2 separate regions of the Mus musculus genome follow, and region 2 is linked to region 1. Evidence: chromatin contacts called from ENCODE Hi-C or POLR2A ChIA-PET data. All regions are on one chromosome and are shown on one strand. The core of a region is the stretch at or near the end of the contact, and the rest is flanking DNA. Distances in the headings are between cores, read along the strand shown. Region 1 holds the start of Zeb2 (zinc finger E-box binding homeobox 2). Region 2 has its middle 49 kb from the start of Gm28643.

Region 1 (3,195 bases), core at 283-2,782:
ATGTAAGTAGGTGGGAGATAAACACGTTTATGTTAGCTGAGCTCAGCACTGTGCCTGTGACTCTTGAACTCCGACTTTTCAGTCCCAAAGTCTGGAATGGTGTGGTGTGGTGTGGTGTGGTGTGGTGTGGTGTGGTGTGGTGTGTGTGTGTGTGTGTGTGTGTGTGTGTGTGTGTGAGAGAGAGAGAGAGAGAGAGAGAGAGAGAGAGAGAGAGAGAGAGAGAGAGGAGTTCCATGAAAAATCGATGTGTATATTACTTGGTCATTTAAAATAAAATATCAAAAGTTACCCTAATTTTAACCCTATTATCCTGACAGCAGTTTTCTTCCCAGCTGTTGCGACCCCCCCTCTCCCATACACTTTGGTAAACGACTCAAGTTCCAAGAGAACTTTCACTTCTTTATTTATAATCACAGAAGTGAGGTGTTACTTCACACACACACACACACACACACACACACAAAGAATGAAATAAAGAAATGAAACTCGCTAGGCAGACAAAAACAGTCAAGTTTCTGCTTAGAAAACAGCCTTCTCCGGTGGGAAAGGTTAGACTAGTCTGCCAGATCTAAGAGAAGGACTTGCTCCCGAATTTGGTAGGTCTTTCTCGAATAAGTTTTATAATTATTAACAGGTATTTGCCAAGTTTTAATTGCTTGATATAATGAATTGAAAGTCGGTGTGAGAACAAAGCAGTAGAAACTCTCCACTTGATGAGTTTTTTACCCCAGCCATTCAGTTCTCAACAAAACTTTTCCTAGACTATGTAGCAAAAAACACCTTTGGTTACCTGAATGGACAGGTACAGGGCGAATTACTGGGGGAAGGGGAAAAAGGGAGAGGAAAGGAAAGAGAGAGTAAGGGAAGGCATGAGAAAGCAAAGAAGCCACTCTTGGGAAAAGAAAGCCTGCCACCAAAGAGCTAAAACCACCTGAAATTCCTGTCCAGAGACACCCGGCTCACTTCAGACTAACATTCCCACTCAAAATGAGAAAATTAGAGAGGGAGGGTGGGGGGCAAGAGCACCAAAAAAGGATAAAAAGAGGAGGAAAAGAAGGGGGGGGTGGGAAACCTACCTGTGAAGTCTTGTTTGTAGTTTTGGCCAGAAATGGTGAGAAGAAAAAGCATGAAGAAGCCGCGAAGTGTGGGGGAGAAAAAGGTGGAGGCGAAGAAACAGCTCCCGGAGCAAACTGAACAAAACCTCGCCAAGAGTGTCTGGAGGCAGGACCGTTATTCCTGCCGAGCAGGTTAGAACTGATCTCTTTTCGGCCACTCCAGGAAACACAAACCTGGGGACGGACTGACGTGTTACGCCTCTTCTAATGACATTTTTTTCTTTTTCTTTTCTGTAGGGGAGAGAAGAGAGACCCTGAAACACGCGCCACCTATCTTTGTGGGGAGGGATAATTGAAGCGCCCTGAGCGTGAGCATCATGTGAAAACGTGATCGCCAAGTTTCTCTCTGGGAAAGGATCTGGGATAGATTATACCTTGAAGTCTCCGCAAACGCTTTAGTGGAAGAAATGAAATTCCACCTCCCTCCCTTCCTCTCTCCCTCCCTCCCTTCTCCACGCCCCCCCCCCCCCCCCCCCCCCCCGTCAAGCAAGCCTTTGGCATCATTATCCTCATCACTAAATCCTGCAGAGTACTGGGCGGAAAACGGTGCACACCATTCACAGAACTGGAGAACTCCAAGGGGCGAAAGTTAAAGGGAAAGCTCTCGGGTCTTCCATGCAGATCTCTTGTCTTATACAGATATCTCTGGTGACTAGGTTTGAGGTGCACGTCAAGTTGTATGGATACCTCAAGCACCGTTTTTGGAACTAAATTCTTGCCCTTTCTCTTATTACATTTTTTTTTTTAAAGATGCCAGAGCTAGGGGAGGGAAATGCTACTTGTACACTGCATCTTAGGATCTCAGTGTGCAGTGTATGTGTGTATGTGTGTGTGTGTGTGGGGGGGAGATTTTCTGGATTGGATCCCTATATTAAAAGTTTGGCATTTTAATAAAGGGTCTCTAGGTTAACATAGAGCTGTACTATGCTGGCCAATCTCTGGACCCCTCTACACCTCATGCAGACCACATTACAAAGTGAGGGGACAGGGGCAGGAGGAAGAAGGAGAAAGGTCAGAGGAACTTAGGACGAAAGAAAGAAGAGGGTGACACTAAACTGTGTGGGGTCTAAGTTTTGAAGTGCATATTTTTGATATTGCAATTAAACTAAAATTAAAAAGAAAAGACTCCACCTTTGCTCTGAAGGGATTGGTTATGCAAATATGGAAGGGATTTCCTGGAGAATACAGCTTTCTACTGTATGGTTAATTAAATAATCACTCAAAAAGCTTCCAACGTGACGCTTCTGTCGTAATCCAATCAGGTTACATAGGTCCTAAACAAGAAAGATATTTTCCACATCTGGAAGTCAGCAATTTAGCAAGTACTGCACATTATTAACCAATTCAGAGCCCACTTCCCAGGGGATTTTTTTTTGAAGTTTAAGTGTTCTTAACCAATGCTCTGCTGTTTTGTTAATCAAAAAGCTGGTTTACACTGCACATAATTGGAACTAATATAGAAGTAAATAAAGACAGCCAAATTTGAGGATGCTCTGTATTTATAGGAAAAGGAAGAAACTGTTTTGCCTCAACAGTTAAGGCTTAATTTCTTAAAATACTAGGAGACCCCCCCCCATTATTTTAAATAGTGAAAGTATTTAAGAACCCGAGAGCACAGAGAGATGCCCAGTCTCACAGCCTATAGACTCCAGTATAAAGGAAAAGGTGGAGGTTTGAAGAGGGCCAAACAGCTGCCTCTTATCAGTTTTTCTGCTTTAATACTGTCAAATATGTCATAGTCCCCTGTTTTCAGTCTGAAGAGACCTGAAACAAATAATACCCTGATCCAACACTAGACTTTTACTCATATTAAGATAAACTGCTTTGAACTGTGCTTTGAATGTGTGCCTACAGCAAGACTTTGAATGCAAGAGTCACTGGCGATTGCACTCAAAGGAGGGGAAAGCCACCACAGGGGCTGCTGCCACAGCCACACTCCCAGAGCTACAGGGCTTTGTATTTTGCATGTTTATTTTTCAGTGGTGGTGGTGGGGGGAGGGTAATAGCCACCCAGCATGACCACAGCTAGATTTCATTCTAGGGTGCAAGAAAGCGGATTTTCACAGTTGGTTACACACTC
Region 2 (3,195 bases), core at 323-2,822, 68 kb after region 1:
GTAACTAAACAGAGGTGACGTGTCATGACTACTTCATTTTCTCATATGTGTGTGCAAGTGTGTCCATGCACATGTGCATGCCACACATGTGTGGAAGTCAGAGGACAGCTTGCACAAATTTATTCTCTTCTACTACACGTAAGTCTAGGTCTCAGGGATTGAACTCAGTTTTCAGTCTTGGCAGAAAAGTGCCTTTACCAGCGGAGCCATCTTGTTAGCCCCAACCTCCTTCTGTTATTTCTTAAGAAACAGGACATTGTCTTCAGACAAAGTAAAATTTCCCCAAATCCATCTTTATTTCTTTTTCCCAAGTTGCATCTTCTTCAATAATGCTTTTGAAGTTTAGAATGTGAAGCATCTGTTTGTTTTATTTCTGTCTCCACATCACCATGAGAATTCAGGCTAGAGGAGGAGACTTCTTCCTTTGTCTTATCTGGTGCTGCAAACTCTGTACCAACCAAGTGCTTTGAACACAGTAGGTGCTCAATAAGTATTTGCTAAATGAAGAAGGATGTAAAGAAGAGTGAGTGGGAGAAGCTTGTATATTGTCAAACAAATGGTAGAGGGAATAAGATAAATTACGTAGCTCTTTCTCAGTTAGCTAAACTGCTTTCTTATTAAACTGGTGAGTAGATGAACTAAAAGCCTCTTGTTGGTCGCAGGCTTGTGGTTTTTGGCAGAGGAAAGACTCGCCTGAGATTTAAAAGTGAAAATACAAAACAAACAACAAACAACAAAACAAAACAAAGCAACAAGGTCTTGGCTGATCCACTGGGTGACAGAGCTACAGGCAGCATCCACTCTAGAATCCAGACAATTTAGTGACAGCAACACAGGGCACAAGTGCTGGGGAGGTCAGATGAGTTGAGTTTGTGACATGTGCAATCACTCTTGATGAATCTGATTTTTCTGCAGCATTTCACTGTGGCATTGCGTTTGAATGGGAATTACCTTCTCAGTTCCAGTTTCTTCCTTTGTTGGTGTAAAGATTGATCCTTCAACGCACATTGGTATGCTCTGCGGGGATGGTCTGATTTTCCAGCATCCTAACAGATGGAGTTTACAAGTTTATTTTCTAATAGAAATAGTAGCTTCAAGACAAGGAAGGGGTTGCAGGAGCTATTTATTTTCACTTTTTAAAAAGTAATACCTTCCTGGCGTGTATGCACATAAATAAGCAGGCGACTCCACAGCTTTCTTGGAAGGCATCAGCCACCGTAGGTACGAGAGAAACTCTCTGGCCAGCCTCGGCTTTCCCGTGCTTTGCCTGCACTTGTGTTGGCACAGTTGGTGGATTTTATTATTAGCGGTGTGTCTTACAAGCCATTCATTCATGGAATATGGCCCCGGGAGAGGAATTTTAATGTGAAAATAAAATTGTCATTGTTTTTCAGGGGCTTGGGAACATGTCACACAATCGAGGAACATCCCTAAATAGGAAGGCCTCGATCCAGAAGAAAAGGTGGAAAGAGACATGTTCTCTGTGGGCTCCTTCGATATGGGAAAGTAAAGATTTTGTTGTGTGCGGTGCTAGTTGCCCAGCCTGTCTCAAGCTGGCACTGTGGGTTTGCTGTAGCTGCTGTGTCTGAGCCGAGGAGAGCAGACAGCTGCCTGCTTGTGTTCCTCAGCCTCACAGTGTGTTGTTTGACTCCCCGTTTTAAAAATAAGGTGAATGATCTCAAAAGGAAATCGTTGCAGGGGATTTTATTTCTTGCCTTTTCTAATGGACAATTAAAAAGCAATCCTGGTGCCATTCCAGGGATTTTCTCATTTCTGAGTACAACTGTAATTTAGGCACATTGAATAGTGTAATGTGCTATTAGATATTATCGAGTTTATTTTATTCATGAAAATATGTGACACACCTTATTTGCATTCTTTGAGAGGAAATGTCCTGGAATGGGTTTTGTCTTAGTTCCTTTTTGAGTGTGTCATAAGGTATGCGATACAATTGAACTTCCCAAGAACAAGAATAGAATTTCTTTCTTTTCTTCTTCTTTTAACTTTTGGAGTACAGACTGGGTTTTAAGCTTTGAGGAGATTCAATGGCTGCTCTTGCCTATTTTCTCACAAAGTTCCAAGTCCCACTGTGACACACTTCCTATCTCTAATGGCAGATTTTTATATTCCATATTAGAATACACTATATACCTCATTTTCTTCAGAAAAATTTTTTTGTGTGTGATTTTTGAGGTATGTATGTGAGGTATTTGAGGTACTGCAGGAAACTACAGAACTGCTTTAGCCATTAGAAGTCCATTAGTACTTTGTCAGTCTCCCAAAATAGTAAAGCTATGATCTAGTGTCAAATTTCTGATGAACTTACACATCAGTATAATGTCTTGTGTTAACAAGTGCTCACAGAGGAGGTTCTAGATCCCAAAAGATGGCTTTTGCAGAAGGCTTTCACTCAAATTAATTCAGTGGGCAAGAAGGACACTTGTGTATTCGGGCATAAGGGGTAGGGTGAGTCAATTTAATGGTAGAGAAGTCTCCAGGAAAATAAAATGTCTTAACCCAGCTCAGTCTTAACAATAACATTGCCATCATTGAAACCAGTAAACCCATCATAAATGCACAAAAACTTAAAAAGGGTTCTCTTATTAGATATTTTTTGCCTAATTGGCCTTGGACCAACTATTGAAACCAGATATTGCTTTAAGAACCAAAAATTTTTGTTCCCAATGTCTAAATAGAATCTCCTATGAGAAATCTTAAAAAAAAAGAGTAATTTGCAAATAAATTTACCTGCTGAATTTGTGCCTGGAGCCTCCTGTCTTTACCTAATTCATTTTTGGCTCTTGCTTAGCTCTAGCCATGGTGACACACTGAGAAATTCATGCCAAGTCCTTGTGGGTTGCTGGAACAGCTTTGCACAAGGCCATGGTATGCAAGTGAGGACAGAACAAGCCCCCAGGTTTGGGTCCTACTCAGTAGGGGTTACTCAGATTTGGTCCATGGCAGTTCGAGAAGACCCATTGTGTAGCTGGCTAATTGGTTCTGTTAGCCTGTTACCATTACAGGGATCCAGAAAGGCAAATTGGTCTCTCTCCACATTCAGAGCTGGGTTTTTAACACATTAGTAGTCCTGGATTGAGAGTTCAGGATCCATTAATTTGATACTAAAATGTGGATCTGCCTTGTGCCTTTCGAGGTAGATTTACAAATCTTGTAGTGTCTAAAGGTTTACAACTG

Evidence for each region. Hi-C counts contacts between places; a loop is a spot of excess contacts on that map. ChIA-PET counts read pairs that join two places held with the same protein, here RNA polymerase II (POLR2A).
Region 2: a map of left cerebral cortex shows a loop between it and region 1 (2.2-fold over the local background). The contact joins the enhancer-like site here to the promoter of Zeb2 in region 1. A Hi-C loop is called at or near these places in 3 of 37 maps with a recorded cell type or tissue (heart and left cerebral cortex). POLR2A ChIA-PET finds 5 or more read pairs at or near these places in 1 of 5 experiments (embryonic stem cell).

The regions. Positions count from the first base shown.
Region 1 is chr2:45,111,747-45,114,941 of GRCm38, forward strand. Zeb2 (zinc finger E-box binding homeobox 2) reads right to left here and starts at 1,533. Exons shown (of 10, transcript NM_015753.4): 1 at 1,077-1,533. Zeb2os (zinc finger E-box binding homeobox 2, opposite strand) reads left to right here. Exons shown (of 3, transcript NR_110572.1): 2 at 1,097-1,247; 3 at 1,353-2,341.
Region 2 is chr2:45,180,188-45,183,382 of GRCm38, forward strand. No RefSeq gene overlaps it. Among named protein-coding and RNA genes, the nearest start is that of Gm28643, 49 kb to the left of the region's middle. Within about 2 kb of position 1,573, at least 1 of the 3 ENCODE cell types and tissues checked has a DNase peak (open chromatin) inside an H3K27ac peak, as active enhancers do.